Regions from separate parts of the Homo sapiens genome. Here region 1 is linked to region 2. A link is an interaction called in ENCODE POLR2A ChIA-PET data of the cell type or tissue named here. Cell type or tissue: PC-9. All regions are shown on one strand. Each heading gives the region's core, and the rest is flanking DNA. Links, peaks and the distances in the headings are about the cores only.

Region 1 (8,974 bases), core at 975-8,974, 94 kb before region 2:
ATGTCGCCTGGGCATTGGGGTTTTTAAAAGCTCCCAGGTGCCACCAAGGCTGAGAACCTCTGGTGTAGAGCAGTGGTTCTTTTTTTTTTTGAGAAGGAGTCGCCCTCTGTCACCCAGGCTGGAGTGCAGTGGTGCTATCTCGGCTCTCTGCAGCCTCCGCCTCCTGGGTTCAAGCGATTCTTCTGCCTCAGCCTCCTGAGTAGCTGGGACCACAGGCTCATGCCACCATGCCCAGCTAATTTTTGTATTTTTAGTAGAGACAGGGTTTCATTATGTTGGCCAGGCTGGTAGCAGTGGTTCTTAACTGTTCGCATCCAGGCCAGGCTTGGTGGCTCATGCTTGTAATCCCAACTCTTTGGGAGGCTGAGGCAGGTGGATCACTTGAGGTCAAGAGTTCGAGACCAGCCTGGCCAACATGGTGAAACCATGTCTCTACAAAAATTAGCCGGGCGTGGTGGTAGGCACCTGTAATCCCAGCTACTCGGGGGGCTGAGGCCGGAGAATCGCAGGTACCCAGGAGGCAGAGGTTGCAGTGAGCCGATATCATGCCACTGCACTCCAGCCTGAGCGACAGAGTGAGACTCTGTCTCAAAAAAACAAAAAACAAAAAAAATTCGCATCCATCAAAATCCCTGGGGGCTAGTTAGAACGCAGATTGCCAGGCCCACCCTCTTAGGTGTAATGATTGAGTGGGGATGAGGCCTGGGGGTTTGCATTTCTTTTTCTTTTTCTTTTTTTTTTTTTTTGAGACAGAGTCTCGCTCTGTTGCCCAGGCTGGAGTGCAGTGGAGCGATCTTGGCTCACTGCAAGCTCCGCCTCCTGGGTTCACGCCATTCTTCTGCCTCAGCCTCCCAAGTAGCTGGGACTACAGGTGCCCGCCACCACGCCCGGCTAACTGCCCGGCTAATTTTTTTTTGTATTTTTTTTAGTAGAGATGGGGTTTCACTGTGTTGGCCAGTATGGTCTCGATCTCCTGAACTCGTGATCTGCCCGCCTCGGCCTCCCAAAGTGCTGGGATTACAGGTGTGAGCCACCGCACCCAGCCGGGAGTTTGCATTTCTAACAAGCTCTCAGGTGGTGCGAATGCTGCTGGCCTAGGTCCCAACCTTGGAGGACCCCTCGTGCAGAGCAACCTACTGCCTGTGACTGGAAGGAGTGTGCTGTGCTGGAAAGGGCCCTGGCCTGGGAGTCAGAGGCTGTGGTTTGAGTTGGGGCCCTGCCCCTTATATTTGGGTCTGTGTGCCTAGGGCAAATCCCTTCACCTCCAGGCCTCATTCTTTCCTTCTAAAATGAGGCAGATATGGGGCTGCAGGCTTTCAGGGTTATTGTGAGGTTCAGAGACTCAGGGATGCAGAAGTGCTCACTAAGTGTCAGATTTCTTCTGTTAAACATCAGCAAGGGTTTCCTTAACTTTTTGGCCCGTCCCAGGGTGGTGTACCCTCCCCCACCAAAGGATCTGCTTCTGCTTCCCTGGACTCTCCTGGATGACAGAGTGCCACACCCAGGAAGTTGTTCCAGTTGGGTCTTCCCTGGAAGAGGACCAGTTGACCACCACTGAGGGAGGAGCTTTTCCCAGGCAGCTTGCTGGACAGGCACCTGATGGGTGGAGCCTGTGGAGAAAACACTCAAATGTCAGGAGTGGTGGGCAGGAAGACAGTCTGGCTGGTGTCCAGAGATGGCCGGGAAGAGGCTGGGCACTGTTCTGGCCACTGGCCCTCCTAATGATGAGGCCTCCGAGTGGTGGGGTGGGGATGGGATGCGCTTCAAGGAGCCCTTGCCTGTTGCTTGTATGTAGCCTGCAGCCTTGGATGAGGTGCTGCTCTCCCAAGCCAGGGCTCCGCAGGGGGTGATGCTGAGTGAGGAGCACAATTCAGGATGGCTGTGCTGAAGGCAGGGCATGTAGCCCCAAATTTGCCTTGTTCACACTTCCCTCTGGCTCTTCCTGGAAAGTCGTTGTCCCCCGTCCCCATCCCACTCCCTGCCTGCCATTTTGTGGCATCCTGCATTCTTCTTCTGGCTTTCTCTTCCACAGATCTCTGCCTGGCCTCTGGGCATGGCTGGACCCCAGACAGCCTTTTCTTATCCTCTCTAGCTTCCCCTCTGTTTCCTCCTCTGGCCTTAGGCACATACGCGCCTCTGGGCTATGTGCCCATCTCCCATCTGGATGGGGAGCCTTGTGGGCATCCCTCCAGCCAGCATGCACTTGCCAGGGTCTGGACACCACATCTTGGTGACTGATTGGCAGCCTGAGGTCCTCCCTCTAACCAAGTGATGTCCTCGCTGAGTGGGATCAGGGTCTGGGACATGAGTAGTTGAGGGTGGTGGTGGGTCTGACTGTCACCAGCTCATGTCCCTTCTGTCTCCCTCCCCAGGATGATCAGAAGTGTGTGGAGACTGTGGAGCTGGGCAGCTATGAGAAGTGCCAGGACCTTCGTGCCCTCCTCAAGCGAAAACACCGCTTTATCCTGCTGCGATCCCCAGGGAACAAGGTAGGGCGATGCCTGCTGCTGCCCCATCTCCCTCTAGCCCAGAGTCAGCTTGGGAGGCCTAAGCAGGTTTAAGGCAGGCCTGGCCCCTTGAAAAAGCCTGTTTTCCGTTGCGTGTGGCTGAGGCTCAGCCCTAGCAGCCACCATAGGTCAGACCTTTGCTCATTTTGTCTCGGAATCTTCCAAGCCCCTAGTTGATAAGAGATGCACTTAGGGCTCTGTTGAGAGACCTCTGCTCCCCTTTTCCTCTTGCAGGCCCAGGGCCTCCATCCCAGGCTGTAGTTGGAAAGTAGCCTTTGGGAGGTGGGGCACTTGGCTGTACCCCAGACCCTGGGGGAGGCCCAGGGCTGAGGCAGGAGAGCTGTGGTTGAGGCCTCCACCCTGCCAGGCCTCAACACCGTGATGCAGCCTGGGGCAGAGGGGGAGTGTGTGGCCTCCCTTCATCCCAGGCCTTTGTGGGTGGGCCCACCCTGGACTAAGGACTAGGAGGCCTGCAGCCCCCCAGCTTTCCTCCCCTTGCACTTTCCTTTCTTGGCTGTAGCTGGGGAAGGTCCCTGGCTTGAGAGAGTCTTTCCCTGGGACATGCTGTGTGTACAGATGAAGTTTGCTGTTTGCACCACATTTCTCTGGCGGGGAGTCTGGTGGGTGTTGACACATGGTGTAGCTTCACAGATGTCAGGAGCGAGTTCAGATTTGAGGCTGGCATGCACAGCACCTCTCGCCAGCTTGCACCCATCTGCGGCTGGGCCATTCCTTGCCTTGTCCTCTGCATGTCATGTGGAGCCTCGCAGAATAGGGCTGAGTCACAGAGGCTGGGAGTTGGGGAGCAAGTCTGGTCTGGGCCTGCTGGAGGCCATTCTGTTTCTCCCCCAGCTTTAGGGGATAGGAGCCCAGTCCTCTGCAGACCCTGAAGACCACAATGCTTTACTCATTGACCCTTTGTCCTACTGTGCAGGGGGTGGGGGCGCAGAAGCAACCAAGATAGCAGTGGAGGGGGCTGTGGAGCTGTGATACTAGGGAGCTGGAAGTGTATCCCAGGGTAGCGGCTGGTATAATTATAGTGTTATGAGGGCTCATGGGACTGGGCCCAGGTTTCACTTGACATCTGCTGCTTAGGGCTCTTTGAGGACAAAAAGAGTCACATTTTAATCTTTTCAAGGCCTGGAGCCCCTACCCTGTCCTGGAGACCCACTTCCTTCCTGAGTGGGCACTGTATATGTGGATGTGTGTTTGAGAGAGATGAGATGCAAAGTATGTTCTGTGTGAAGATCTGCCACCTGTGTGTCTGGCCCTTATGTGTGTATCTTTTTTTAATGCAGGTGAGTGCTCACCTGGCCGTGTGTCTGTCTGGGTGTGTGTCTTAGTATGCTATGTGGATGTGGGGTGGAGGGGGACCTAGCCTCTCTGGCCTCTGCCTGTGCTGTTCTGTGGGCCATCTCTTCCCCAGCTCTGAGAATCAGCTGGTGATAGACTAGGTGGGCTTGGCTCAGCTCAGGGTGGGACATCACCTTCAGAGAAGCCTGTTTGTGCAGCTGTGTTCTCAGCTGCTTCAGCCAACACCCTCCCTACCAGCCCCCAACCCTGCAAGAATTTAGGCTGGCTCTGAGAACAGGACAAGAATTTAGGCTGGCTCTGAGAACAGGAGATGGGGCTGTGGAGCAAGTGGTGGGTGCTGCGGATGAAACAGTGCATCCTGGTTCCAGCTCAAGGGTCCCTGACCCTCCCCACCCCAGGAGCTCACACAGATTGGGGCTCTCCAGAGGTCAGTTGGTGGACCTGGCCCAGGGCACCACATTCCCACATCCTCTCACCCTCCTTTCTCAGCAGCCTGGGTGTTCCCCGTCCTCAGTGAGGCCTCCAGCCGGCCAGGAGGTCACATGACCCTGGCTGTCTGGTCCTGAGGCCGCCTTTTTTCCCCTCTAATCAAATAAACAAAGACTCCAATGTCTTACATGCCCCTCTCCCCCTGCTTCTCCAGCCCCACACCCCTGCCCATGAGGTCACAGGCAGACGCTGCCAGGAAGCAGGGTGGCCACTGCTGGGCCTTGCTGCCCTGCTGGTCTCAGCCAGCTTGGCCCTTTCCTCTTTCCTGCCTCCTCTCTTCCCCTCCCACTTTTTTCCTCTCTGCCATTTTGTCCTTAACCTTTTCCCAGGCCTTGTGGGCCTAGTCTGTGGCCAGTCCTGTTAGCATCTAAGCTCCTAGCAGTGCCTATGTCCCTGGGGCTTCTTGGAAGTTCTCAGGGCAGGGACCTGTACAGCCTGTGGCCCTTCAGGATGGTTTTTGGGGAGAGGCACAGCTTCTTGGTATTCTTATTTTTTGAGACAGGATCTCACTCTGTCACCCAGGCTGGAGTGTAGTGGCATTATCTCAGCTTGCTGCAACTTCTGCCTCCTAGGCTCAGGTGATCCTCCCACCTCAGCTTCTGAGTAGCCGGGACTGCAGGCACACACCGTCATGCCTGGCTAATTTTCATATTTTTTGTAGAGATGGGGTCTCACTATGTTGCCCAGGCTGGTAACTTCTTGGTATTCTAATTGTTTCTATTGTGGTCATCCTTGTGGAATGCCTGGCTCGTTCAGCCAGATACAGGGTTCCTTAGGAGGGTGGAGCTGGGTCCTGTTTAACCTTGTCTTCCTTCTCCTGTGGGAGCCTTTTGGCTTGCACAATAGGTCTTCTCTGAGGCCATTTCTGCTTCTCACAAGGGAGCAGAAGAGAGCCGAGGCAGCCTGCTTCAGGTGGGCTGGGCCAGTGGGGAAGGAGCTGCAGTTTGGGCTGGGTCCAGTGGTTCTGTTCTTGTCCCTTTGAGGTCCAGAGTAATGAAGCGAGTAGAACTTGGTAATCTGACTTCTAGGCCTGCTCTTCTCTGGCCTCCTCTTGTTCCATTGGCTCCTGAGTTCAGCTGTACACTTTTCAAGCTCCCTGGATGCTAAATCCTGTACCATGCAGGGGTCACACCAGCTCTGAGCCTGTGAATAGGAGGAGCAGCTGGGTAGAAGGGCTGGCCCCAGACTCCCTTTCTAGCAGGTCCCGTCACAGAGTTGGGTGGCCTTAGCGACCCCAGATGCAGTGTGGTCTGTCTCTGAGCCCCCAGCAGCCCTGATGGCTGAGCTGAGGCAGTTGCCAAGGTGCCCTGGGGTTTCTGACTTAACTGAAGATCTGCTTCCAGGATCAAATTTACCCTGGTCATGCAAATGAGCATTTGGCTGTGCCTGGCATGGTGGGGGTGGGACCCAGGGCCCTGCATGAGGAGGAGGCAGTGGCAGCCAGGAGGAAATTATATAATGAGGATGCTGAGGGGGCCAGGCCGACCTCGGTGTTACATAACTGGAGAGTGGAGGGAGGGGAGGTACTATCTAACACCAGGGTGGAGGATGGGCAAGCTGGCGACCGCCAACAAAGAACTAGGGCATCTTGAGGTCAGAGAGTAGGCAGTGGTCCAAAAATGGTGAGGGAAGGAAACTTGAGCCAGTTCATTAATTTTTTGGCTCATTCATTCAAGAACTATTTACTGAGCACCTACTATGTGCCAGTCCCTGCTTTTAATCATGTTTAATTTCCCCATCATTGCTTGGTAGTAGGCAGTGTTATCCCATCTTACAGACGAGGAAACAAACTGTTTTGTCCAGAGGGAAGGCAATGGTGCTAATTCCTATTACTGAGTATTCACTCTGCCTAGCTCCAGATTTAGTACTTTAGATATATCTTTTTTCCCTCAATTAAAAAATAAAAAACTGTGGTAAAAAAAAATTTACCATCTTTTCCAGTTTGAAATTGCACAATTCAGCGGCATTAAATACATTCATGGTGTTGTACAGCTATCACCACCATCCATCACATAACTCTCCATCGTGTAAAACTAAAACTCTATGCCCATTAAATAATAATGCCCCATTGCCCCTCTCCCCAGCCCCTGGCAACCACCACTCTCCTCTCTGTCTCTATGATTTTGACAACTCTAGGTACCTCATATAGGTGGAATTGTACAGTTTTTGTCTTTTTGTGTCCAGCTTATTTCACTTAGCACAATGTTTTCAAGGTTCATCCCTGTTGTAGCATGTGTCAGATTTTTCTTCCTTTTTAAGGCTGGCTGATAATCCATTGTACGTATGGACCACATTTTGCTTATCCATTCATCTGTCAGTGGACACTGAGGTTGCTTCCACCTTTTGGCTGTTGTGAACAATGCTATGAGCATGGGTGTACAAATTGGATACATCATTTTAAAAATGATCTTCATGGCTCCATGAGGCAGGTTCTGGTGGTATTCTCTTTTACAGTTGAAGAAACTGAGGCCTGAGGTCAGACACCTGTAAGTGGTGGACTGTCCTGCTCAGAGGCCCTACTGCCTTGTCCACTGCGTGAGGCAGCCCCTCAGTTTCCATGACCTCACTCCTTCCTCTTATTTCCTGTCTGGCCATTGGGCCTGGCAGGGTCAGGGTTCTCTGAGCCACCCTCTGATTCTAACAGGAGCTCAGAGCTCCTACCTGAATTGGGAAAGGACTCATGGGTGGTGTGGGGTGGGTTTGAATGTAGACTGGGGCTATTCCTACTTTTCAGAGTAAACGGAAGCCCAGAGCCCAGGCAGCTGGCCTGGGGGAGTCCCATGGAGCTGGACCAGATCCGGGCTCTTTCCACAAGGCCAGGCTGATTCGAATCTAGACCCAGCTGCATACTGGTGGGCAGTGGGGAGGGCTTCTCTGTGAGATCTTTCCCTTTCCTGGCCCAAAGCCCCAGTGTCATACTTAACTGTGGGGTCATTTTGGTTTGACTTTGGGATCTAGGTAAGGAAGCCTCCTTAAGATGCCAAATGTGAGCTTTGTTAAACATCTGCCATCTACTCCATCCATCTTGCCCACAGGTCAGCGACATCAAATTCCAGGCACCCACCGGGGAGGAGAAGGAATCCTGGATCAAAGCCCTCAATGAAGGGATTAACCGAGGCAAAAACAAGGCTTTCGATGAGGTGCGATGCAGTCTGTGGACATGGACAGCTCTGTGTCTCCTTTCCCACTGCGTGTGATCTAGGAGAGGACCCTGCCCCTCCTTACCCCAGACTACCCCTTGATTATGTCACTGCTATGGGGCATTGTTGTTACCTTCTATAGTCCTCACTACAGCCCCTCATAGTAGGTGGTGCTGTCCTTGTTTTACAGATGAAATGGAGGCCTAAGGAAATTAAGTAACTTGTCTTAAACTGGAAAGCAGATAAGTGGTGGGCTGGAACTAGACTGGTGGCAGCATGCATCCTTTCTAAGCCTGGCCTCAGCTGGAAGCAGCAGGTGGGCCCAGGCCAGAGAGTGCTGCAGAGTGAGCCGACAGCTCCCTTTTCAGTTTGACCATGAAGTCCAGGGCAGGCTGGCTCTCAGCTCTGGGCCTCCCTCTCTGTCTGCAATGACCATTCAGCCCTGCAGACCTCAGCCCCCTGTGCTGTACTGGGGACTGTGGCAACAGTAGCCACAATCTGGCTTGGGGCAGGCAGAGCATCCCATGGGGCCAGGATCTCCTAGGAAGATTTGTCTTTGACATCACGGATCTTTGGTTATTTGGGCTAAAATGGACCTGGGGGCCACCTACAGTGATGCCTTGGATTATGTCAAGGAGCAAATCTTCCCAAGCAAGTCCCCTCTTAATACCCAGGTTCCCCGACTCCCAGCCCATAGCTCCTATGTCGTGTCCTGTGTTACATGTCATGCTCAGCCCTTCACTACCTAGGGGAAAAGTGTCCCCGTTCCACGGGAGAGGGATGATGGGACATATCATAGATATTGGGGGAGGCCATAGGAGCCATGGGCTGGGCCTCAGCCCACTGAGGGACAGAGGGACAGAGGGACAGAGACAGCTGGAGTCACATGTGGGCCTGAGCCCCCACTCCCCATCATAGGGCCAGGCTGCTCCAGGGTTCTGAGTCTGGACCTCCCATGTGACTCTTACTCTGAGACTTCCCAGCCAATCCTGACCCCTTCTGTTACCCTCAGAGAGAAGATGCTGACCTCCAGGCTCCCAGACTCAAGGGGCAGAGGCCCTGCTCTCTCTCTGGGCTCTCTCCAGGGGTCCTGGGAGGGTGGCAGAGGCCAGGGCAGACCTTTTCCAGAAACCAGGTACCAGGGGAGCATAGGCTGCTTTCAACCTTCTCTCCTAGCTAAGCCCCAAAGCCACCTCAGGGCTGCTTATATATTTGTGATATACTCAGGGGCAAGGGCCGATGGCCCATATTTGGGCAGGAAGACTGAGGCAAATGGCAGCTGCAGAGAGGGAGAGCCTCAGACTTTGCAAGAGACTCCAGGGGCATTGCAGAGTTAGAGAAGCAGAGGCCAGGGCAGGGAGATTCCCAGAGAGGGCAGCGGTGGGGCACTGACCCTGGCTCTGAGCCAGGTCCGCCCTGGCTACTTCCCACACTCCCCAAGGCTTGGCAGGGGCTGATCTGGTTCCCCCTCCCTCCAGGTAAAGGTGGACAAGAGCTGCGCCCTGGAGCATGTGACACGGGACC
Region 2 (9,025 bases), core at 276-8,275:
GAGGTGGTAGGAGGGTCATAGGGGCCTCGGCTCGGCACTGCCCCTGTCTGGGATCATGAGGGAGAGCTTCTGCACTTTTGGGATCTGCCCCACAGGACCACCCCAGTGATCCCTCTGGGAAGAGCTTGTCCTTTAAGCAGGACCATCGGCAGGAAACACAGCAGCTCCGTTCTGTGCTGTGGCGGCTGGCCTCCAGGTATCTGCAGCCCCGTGAGTGGAAGAAGCTGGCATATTCCTGGGAGTTCACGGAGGCACATGTCGACGCCATCGAGCAACAGTGGACAGGTACCACCTTGCCTCTCCTCGCCCTAAGCAACCATTGGGCGGAGGGGTGGGACACCTGAAATGTGTTCAGTTTTCTGTGCTTCTGGTGAAAGGGCCTGTGCAACCCACAGCCTGGTCCCACACTGTCCAACACACCTGGTGCTCTGTCCCTCCTCCAGGCCTCTGCACAGGGTGCACACTCTGCCTCTCCCCATTGATTGTGAATTTCACATTCTTCACCAATCAGCCCAAACTGATACCCACTGTTTATACCTAAACTAAAACCATTCTTGGTAAAAAGAAGAGGGCCTGCTGTTGTCACTATTATTCAACATCTATATGGAAATTTTGGCCCTGGTACTAAGGTGTGAAAAGGAAATAGAAATAAGGAGTGTAAATATTGTAAAGGAAGAGAGAGACTTATTGATTTCAGATGGAATACTTAATATACATAGGACGTCCAGAGGAATCAACTAAAAAAATCTTAGAATTAATCAAATAATTCAAGGAAATGGCTAAATATAGAAAATATACTAACACCACAGAACTCCTATGAACCATGGCTAAATGGGCAAAAAATATAGAGAGAGAATCTTTTAAAAGAGATTCCATTTACAATGGTGTGTGTGTTTCATCTGGAAAACCTAAAAGACAAATACAGATGACACATATGAATAAAACAATAATGGTTCAACTATAAAAGACTTGTGTAAATGGAATGACATTCTGTATTTGTGGCAAGAAAAAGTATCATATAAATATCAGTTTTTCTCCAATTAGATTAAAACTTTGATCTAATTTTAATCAAAATAGGTTTTTGAAACTTGACTGAAGTATTCTACAATTTGTCTGGAAGAATAAACAGGGATATAAAAGTGAACATTCTGGGGGAAAACAATAAAGGGGATCTAACCCAAGCAGACTCAGCCTTTTATAAAGCCAAAATAAAATTAACATAAAGAGATATCTGGATCAGGCATAGTGGCTCCCACCTGTAATCTCAGCACTTTGGGAGGCCAAGGTGGGCAGATCACCTGAGGTTAGGAGTTTGAGACCAGCCTGGCCAACATGGTGAATCCCCCGTCTCTACTAAAAATACAAAAATTAGCTGGGCATGATGGTCGGGTCCTGTAATCCCAGCTGCTCGACAGGCTGAGGTTTAAGAATCGCTTGAACCCGGGACACAGAGTTTGCAGTGAGCCGAGATCCCACCACTACACTCCAGCCTGGGGGACAGAGTGAGACTCTGTCTCCCAAAGGAAAAAAAAAAGATTCCTGACACAAAAATATGCAAATTGACATTTGCATATCAATTTGGGATAGAGCAGAGTTCAAAAGTAAACGCTGCTACGGATAAGAACTTTCATATATGATAAAGAAGCACTTGTACATTACAGTGGCGGGGGCAGAGATAGTTAATAAATGGTGTTGAGACTGCTGGGTCAAGCGGAAGTGCCACCACACCAAGGGCAGTACCGTGAGGACATGCCTGCTGAGGGCCCCAAGAGGGGCACGGAAGGTCAGAGGGGCGAATGGAGTGACCTGGACCTGATGGGCGTGGCCCAGCATCTGTCTGTTTCCACAGCACTGGAGAGCCAGCTGAATCACAGCCAGCTGAATAACATGTTAACCCCATGCCGTGTGGGCAATTATTTTCCAAACATGGTTGTATGTTGGAACCACCTGGGAAATTTTGAAACCGTTAAATGCCTAGGCTGCACCCAGTCCCAGGTACATGAGAATCTCTGGGGGTGACATGGGCCCTAGGTGTTTCCAAGGAGCAGCTGAGTCTGAGAACCACTGGTGCAGGGGAAAGCATGGCCAGCTCCATCTCTGACTAAGCTGTATTCTCATCTGTAAATTAGGACCACTATCATGCAAGACACAGATTATTTTGAGCAGCCAGAGAGGTGAAGTATACAATTTGTGCATCATGGTACCACAACGATGAAAGTCAATTCTTTCTCCATTCAGAGTGACACCAACAGAGTGCATAGTGGGTGTTCAGGAGAAGGCCTGGGGCTGGGGAGGTTCTAGAGACCAAGACACAAACCCTTCCCTCCCCATCTGAGAGGCTGCTCCTCCACTCCCCTTACCTATCTCCAGGCTGAGCTTGGCTGGAGCATGGAGAAGGGCCTTGGAGGCTTTTGGCCTCTTTCCCACCTGGGCATGTTCAGGAGGCGGTGCAGGGTGGCATAGACAGGCGCTCTGGTCAAGTGGCCCCATTGGCTCCTTCTCCCTCTCTCTCTCCTCCCTCACTGTTCTCAGGCACCAGGAGCTATCAGGAGCACGGCCACCGAATGCTGCTCATTTGGCTGCATGGCGTGGCCACGGCTGGTGAGAACCCCAGCAAAGCGCTGTTCGAGGGCCTCGTGGCCATTGGCAGGAGGGACCTGGCTGGTAAGAGCGTACTCTGCTGGGCTGCTTCTCAGGAGCTGGGTGGCCCCCACTGGAATGCAGCAGGGCCCTCCAAGGGCTGCTCAGACAAGAATGCTGTGATGCTGGCTCTAGGCCTTCCAGATTCCTACCCCTAGCCCTGCCCTCTTTTCCCTTGGGCAAACTACAGTGCCTCCTGGCCCTGGTTTCCCCATCTGTGCAATGAGGGTGTTGGCCCAAACTGAACCCTGTGACCTTCACAGCCCCGGAGCCAGTGATGCTGTCCATAATCTCTTCCTTACCAGCCCTCTATACCTTGACATTTTTTTTCCATTTTGGAATAAGCCTGGAACCACCTCCAGACTTTTTTCACAAACATTAAGACATAGGAGCCAAAACTGACTTAATATGAGTTGAACCAGTCAAATCTGGTCAAATAAACCTTCTGAGGTCATCACAACTTATTTGAGTATGCCAATCTCAAAAGCCTGATATGGGATTCAGTGTTCTGTGGAATCATCAGACAAGCAGGATAGAAGGTTCTAGTACTAATCCCTCATTAAAAACAAAATCAGCTCATGATGAAAAAGCCTTAAACGCTGTGATACCCACTGACGTGGTACATAATGGGGCAACCACAGAATGGGGCACTAGGCAGCCACTGATAGTTGTGAAGTCTCCATTAGATATGAGGCAACAAAGAAAACCACTCCTGACATATTTCTAGTATATTGCTGAGGGAAATGTTTCTAGCATATTATTGAGGGAAAAGAAAGGACCGCCCCCCCCCCCCCCCCCCCCCATAGCTGCTATAGGCAAGGTGGAAAAGCTAAGACTCATTTCAGGGTAGAGAGATTAGGGACGCTACCTTTCTTTCCCCAAAATGTTCTTAAATATAGTTGTTACATCTTTTAACACAAACTGTGGCATGCAATTAAAACATAAAACCAGTCCTGTGAGGCAGAGCTTAGGCAACAGAGGAAGTAAGATTCTTGTTTTTAACAGAAAATATCAGGAAGAAAGCAAACGCAGCCCCGAGTGCCCCCAGGAGGTGCACAGCCATGTAACCGGAGGGGCCAGACCTTCAGGCACGTGGGACCTCAGCGTGTGGAGCCACCTGAACAGAAGATGACCATCATTTAAGGGCTTTTTAAAAAATCACTGTTAACAGACCTCCAGGTGATTCTACTGAAATGCACAGTCATGCAGAGCCCAGGAGGCAAATGTTTGTACACTGATCTTTTTCATGAGGATGGGTCCAAGGGCCTGTAATCCCGTCCAACAGGTATGGTCCTTTTGAGCTCTTGGCACACTTTGTTTATTTCTTCTTCTTTTTCTTTTCTTCTTCTTCTTCTTCTCTTCTTCTTCTTTCTTCTTTCCTCTTTTTCTTTCTTCTTTCCTCTTCTTTCTTCTTCCTCTTTCTTCTTTCTTTTTCTTTTCTTCTTCCTCTTTTTTCTTTTTTCTTTTCTTCCTCTTTTCTTCTTTTTCTTTCTTCTTCCCTTTCTTTTCTTTTCTCTTTTTTCTTTTCTTCTTCCTCTTCTTTTCTTCTTCTTCCTCTTCCTTCTTCCTGTTTTCTTCTTCCTCTTCCCTCTTCTTTCTTCTCTTCTTTCTTTTTCTTTTCTTTCTTCTTCTTCTTCCTTTTCTTTCTTCTTTCTTCTTGTTCCTTATTCTTCTTCTCTTCTTTTCTTCTTCTATCTTCTTTCCTTCTATCTTCTTTTTCTTTCTTTCCTTCTTTCTTCTTCCTCTTCTTCTTCCTTATTTTCTTTTTCTTCCCTTTTCTTCTTTCCTCCTTCTTCCTCTTCTTCCTTCTTTCCTTTTCTTCTTCTTTCCTTTCTTCTTCCTTCTTTCTTTCCTCTTTTCTTCTTTCTTCCTCTTCTTCATCCTTCTTATTCTTTCTTCTTCTTTCTTCTTCCTCTTCTTTTTCTTTCTTCTTTCCTTCTTTCTTTTTCTTTTCTCTTCGTCCTCTTGTTCTTTCCTCTTCTTCCTTTCTTTTCTTCTTCTTCTTTCCTTCTGCTCTTCTTTCTTCTTCCTTCTTATTCTTCTTTCTTTTCTTTCTTCTTCCATCTTCTATCTTCTTTTTCTTCTTCTTTCCTCTTCTTTCTTCTTCTTAGTTCTTCCTTTCTTCTTCTTCCTTCTTTTCTTCCTCTTCTTCCTTCTTTTCTTCTTCTTTCTTCTCTTTCTTCTTCTTCCTTATTCTTCTTCCTCTTTCTTCATCTTTTTCTTTCTTCTTTCCTTCTACTTTTTCTTCTTCTTCTTTCCTCTTTCTTCTTCTTCCTTCTCCTCCTTTCTTCTTCTTATTCTTCTCCTTCTTCCTTCTCCTTCTTTTTCTTCTTCCTTCTCCTTCCTCTCCTCCTCCTTCGTTCTTTTTCTTTCTTCCTTCTTCCTTCTCCTTCTTCTTAGTTCTTCCTCCTTCTTCTTTCTTCTTCCTCTTTCCTTCTTTTCTTCTTCCTCCTTCTTCTTCTTCTCCTTCTTAGTTTTCTTCTCCTCCTCCTTTCTTCTTCTTAGTTCTTCTCCTTCTTCCTTCTCCTTCTTCTTCCTTCGTCACCGTCTTCTCCTTCTTCTTACTTTCTTCTTCCTTCGTCTTCTTCTCCTTCTCCTCCTCCTTCCTTCTCCTTCGTTCTTCTTCTCCTTCTTTTCTTCTTCTTCCTTCGTCTTCTTCTTCCTCCTCTCCTTCTTCGTCTTTTCTTTCTTCTTCTCCTTCTCCTTCTTCTTCCCCTTCTTCCTTCTTCTTCTTCCTCTCCTTTTTCTTCTTAGTTCTTCTCCTTTCTTCTTTCTTCTTCTCCTTCTTCCTCCTTCTTTCCTCTTCTCCTCCTCCTCCTTTCTTTTCTTCTTCCTTCTCCTTCTTCTTTTCTTCTCCTTCTCCTCCTTCTTCCTCCTCCTTCTTCCTTTCTTCTCCTTGTCTCTTCTCCTTCTTCTTTTCTTCTCTTTCTTCTTCTCCTTCTTCCTTCTCCTTCCTTCTCTTCTTCTCCTTCTTCTTAGTTCTTCTTCCTCTTCTTCCTTCTCTTTCTTCCTCTTCTTCTTTTCTTCTTGTCTCTCCTTCTTCTCCTTCTTAGTTCTTTCTTCTCCTTGTTCTTCTCCTCCTTCTTCCTTTCTTCTTTCCTCTCTTTTTTCTTCCTCTTTCCTTCTTTCTTCTTCTTCCTTCTTATACTTTCTTTTCTTTCTTCCGCTTTCTACTTTCTTCTTCCTTTTTTCTTCCTTTTTCTCCTTTCTTCTTTCCTTCTTTTCTTCTTTTTCTTCTTCCTCTTCTTATTCTTTCTTCTCCTTCTTTCTTGTTCCTTATTCTTCTTTCTTCTTTCCTCCTCTTTCTTCTTCTTAGTTCTTCCTCTTCTTTCCTTCTTCCTTCTTTCTTCTTCTTTTACTTTTTTCTTTCTTCTTTCCTTCTTATTCTTCCTCTCCTTCTTCTTAGTTCTTCTTTCTTCTCCTTCTTTTCCTTTCTTCTTCTTAGTTCTCCTTTTCTTCTCCTCCTCCTCCCTTCTTCTTCCTCCTCCTTCCTTTTCTTCTTTCTTCTCTCCTTCTTCTTCTTCCTCTTCCTTCTCCTTCTTCTTTAGTTCTTCCTCCTCTTCCTTCTCCTTCTTCCTTCTTCTCCTCTCCTTCTTCCTTCTCCTTCTTTCTTCCTCCTTCTTCTTAGTTCTTCTTCTTCCTTCTCCTTTTCTTCTTTCTTCTCTCCTTCTTCTTCTTCTTCCTTCTTCTTCCTCTTCCTTCTCCTTCTTTTCTTTCTTCTCCTTCTTTTCTTCTCCTTCTCCCTTCTTCTTTCTTCTTCTCCTTGTTCTTCTCCTTCTTCTCCTCCTTCTTCTTTCCTCTTTTCTTCGTTCTTCTTCCTCTTCCCTCTTTTCTTTCTTCTGCTTTCTTCTTCCTTTTTTTCTTCTTCCTTATTCTTTTCTTCTTTCCTCTTCTTTTCTTCTTTCCTCTTCTTCCTCTTTCTTCTTCATTCTTTCTTCTTCCTCTTTTCTTTCTTCCCTCTTCTTTCTTCTCTTTTTCTTTTTTCTTTTCTTCCTCTTCTTCTATTGTTTCTTTTTTTCTTCTTTCTTCCTCTATCTTCTTCCTTTCTTTCCTTTCTTCTTCCTTCTTTCCTCTTCTTTTCTTTCTTCTTCCTCTTCTTCTTTTCTCCTTCTTCTTTCTTCTTCCTCTTTTCTTCTTCTTTCTCCTCCCTCTTTTCTTCTTCCTTTCTTTTCTCCTTTCTTCTTCCTCTTTCTTCTTGTTCCTTATTATTCTTTCTTCTTTCTTTTCTTCTTCTTCTCCTTCTTTCTTGTTCCTTATTCTTTTCTTCTTCTTCTTCTTCCTCTCCTTCGTCTTCTTAGTTCTTTCTTCTTCTCCTTCTTTTCCTTTCTTCTTCCTTCTTAGTTCTCCTTTTCTTCTCCTTCTCTTCCTTCTTAGTTCTTCCTTCTTCTTCCTCCTCTCCTTCTTCTCTTCTTCTCCTTCTTCTTCCTTTTCTTTTCTTCTTCTTTCTTCTTCCTTCCTCTTCTTCCTCCTCTCCTCCTTCGTTCGTCGTCTTCTCCTTCTTCTTCTTCCCTCTTCTCCTTCTTCCTCTTTTTCTTCTTCCTTCTCCTTCTTCTTCCTTCTTCTCCTCTTTCTTCTCCTTCTTCCTCCTTCTCCTTCTTCTTTTCTTCTTCCTTCTCCTTGTTCTCCTTCTTCCTTATTCTTCCTTCTTCTCCTTCTTCCTCCTCCTTCCTCTTTTCTTCTTCCTTTTCTTCTTCCTTCTTCTTCTCCTTCTTTCTTCTTGTCTCTTCTTCTTCTCTCCTTCTCCTTGTTCTTCTCCTTCTTCTTCTCCTTCTCCTCCTCCTTCTTCTTCCTTCTCCTTCTTCTTTCTTTTTGTTCTTCTTTCTTCTTCTCCTTCTTCCTTCTCCTTAGTTGTTCTTCTTCCTTGTTCTTCTCCTTCTTTTTGTTGTTCTTTCTTCTTCCTTCTTCTTCTTTCTTCTCCTTTTCTTCTTCCTTCTCCTCCTCCTTCTTCCTTCTTCTCTTGTCTCTTCTCTCTCCTTCTTCTCCTTCTTCTTGTCTCTTCTTCTCTCTCCTTCTTCTTCTCCTTGTTCTTCTCCTGCTTCTCCTCTTCCTCTTTCCTTCTTCTTCCACTTCTTCTTCTTCCTCTTCTTCTTCTTTCTTTCTTTCTTCTTCTTTTCTCTTTTTTTTGATATGGAGTCTTACTCTGTTGCCAGGCTGGAGTGCAGTGGCGCAATCTTGGCTCACTGCAACCTCCACCTCCCAGGTTCACGCCATTCTCCTGCCTCAGCCTCCTGAGTAGCTGGGACTACAGGTGCCTGCCACCACACCCAGCTAATGTTTTGTATTTTCAGTAGAGACGGGGTTTCACTGTGTTAGCCAGGATGGTCTTGATCTCCTGACCTCGTGATCTTCCCCAGGGATGGGGTGTTCCATCTTCTGCCCTGTCCGGCAGAGTAGCTGCTTGCCACCTGAGGCTGTCATGCACCTGAAATGTTGGCTAGAGGGACTGAGAAGCTGAAATTTCTTATTTCTCATTATTTGAAATTGCAGGCACCCATAGCAAGTGGCATCCATGGTGCTTGGCTTTGAGGTGCCAGGCAAGCACAGCTTGTTCTGGGGCTTGGCTGTACCAGCAGGGGGATGTGTTTCTGGGGAATTGTGGCTCTGGAAGCTTCACGGTTTCCCAGAATGTGGAAAATATATCTGTGCAGGATAGAAATCCTGCCCAGAGGCTGTTTCTGTCTCATTTGAGCTCTCCTTCATGTGGCAGAGCTGGCTGTGGCGTTTAGGAGCCTACATTTTAGAAAAGCTTACCTCAAAGTTCTGCATTGAGCCTGAGACTGGAAAGGAGATAAAATAAAACAGCTGACAGGAGCTTTGGTAGTCACACATGCCTGATGGGGTGCACAGGGCCACAGTCTCTGAAAGGCAATTTGGCATTGTCTGTCCACAATATACTTTTATCCATTGGTCCAGCAATCCTACTCTAGGAATTTTTCCTACATATAAACCTGTATGCATACAAAATGATAGACATACAAGGTTATTACTCTGAAAAAGCAAAAGATTGGAAACAAACCAAGTGACTGGCTACAGGGGACTGGTGAAATAGAGTATGTTCCATCCACACAGTGGAATTCTGTTCAGCAGTGAAAAAAGGATGAGAGTGCTTTCCAAGTGTTGTTATGGAAAGAGCTCCAGGATAAATTAAGTGGAAAAAAACCCCAAGATACAGGTACATTAAACCGAAGGAAATTGGTTCAGAGGATAGCTGCACCATTTTTAGAGAAAAAGCTTCCTTTCTCTCTTCACCTTTTGCAGGTGATGTATTTTTTTCTTTGGATTCCTTTTTTTTTTCTTTTTTTTTGAAACAGTTTAGCTTGGCCGGGCGCAGTGGCTCATGCCTGTAATCCCAGCACTTTGGGAGGGCAAGGCGGGCAGATCACGA

Evidence for each region. ChIA-PET counts read pairs that join two places held together with the same protein. Peaks named below come from ENCODE experiments on the same cell type or tissue, not always from the same donor. Only the 100,000 strongest peaks of a DNase experiment are listed, where the experiment ranks them.
Region 1: POLR2A ChIA-PET joins it to region 2 with 5 read pairs; 8 of 35 experiments call an interaction of 5 or more read pairs at or near these places.

The regions. Positions count from the first base shown.
Region 1 is chr15:64,852,549-64,861,522 of GRCh38, forward strand. It overlaps PLEKHO2 (pleckstrin homology domain containing O2), which reads left to right. Exons shown (of 6, transcript NM_025201.5): 3 at 2,373-2,489; 4 at 7,346-7,450; 5 at 8,929-8,974. Among named protein-coding and RNA genes, the nearest start is that of PLEKHO2, 15 kb to the left of the region's middle. RefSeq lists an enhancer at 1,292-1,860. In PC-9, for the core only: no CTCF peak of the experiment used is centred there; no DNase peak of the experiment used is centred there.
Region 2 is chr15:64,947,309-64,956,333 of GRCh38, forward strand. It overlaps ANKDD1A (ankyrin repeat and death domain containing 1A), which reads left to right. Exons shown (of 15, transcript NM_182703.6): 13 at 96-285; 14 at 2,533-2,664. Among named protein-coding and RNA genes, the nearest start is that of SPG21, 38 kb to the right of the region's middle. RefSeq lists enhancers at 1-158, 159-659. In PC-9, for the core only: no CTCF peak of the experiment used is centred there; a DNase peak (open chromatin) is centred at 3,873; H3K27ac peaks cover 1,100 bases.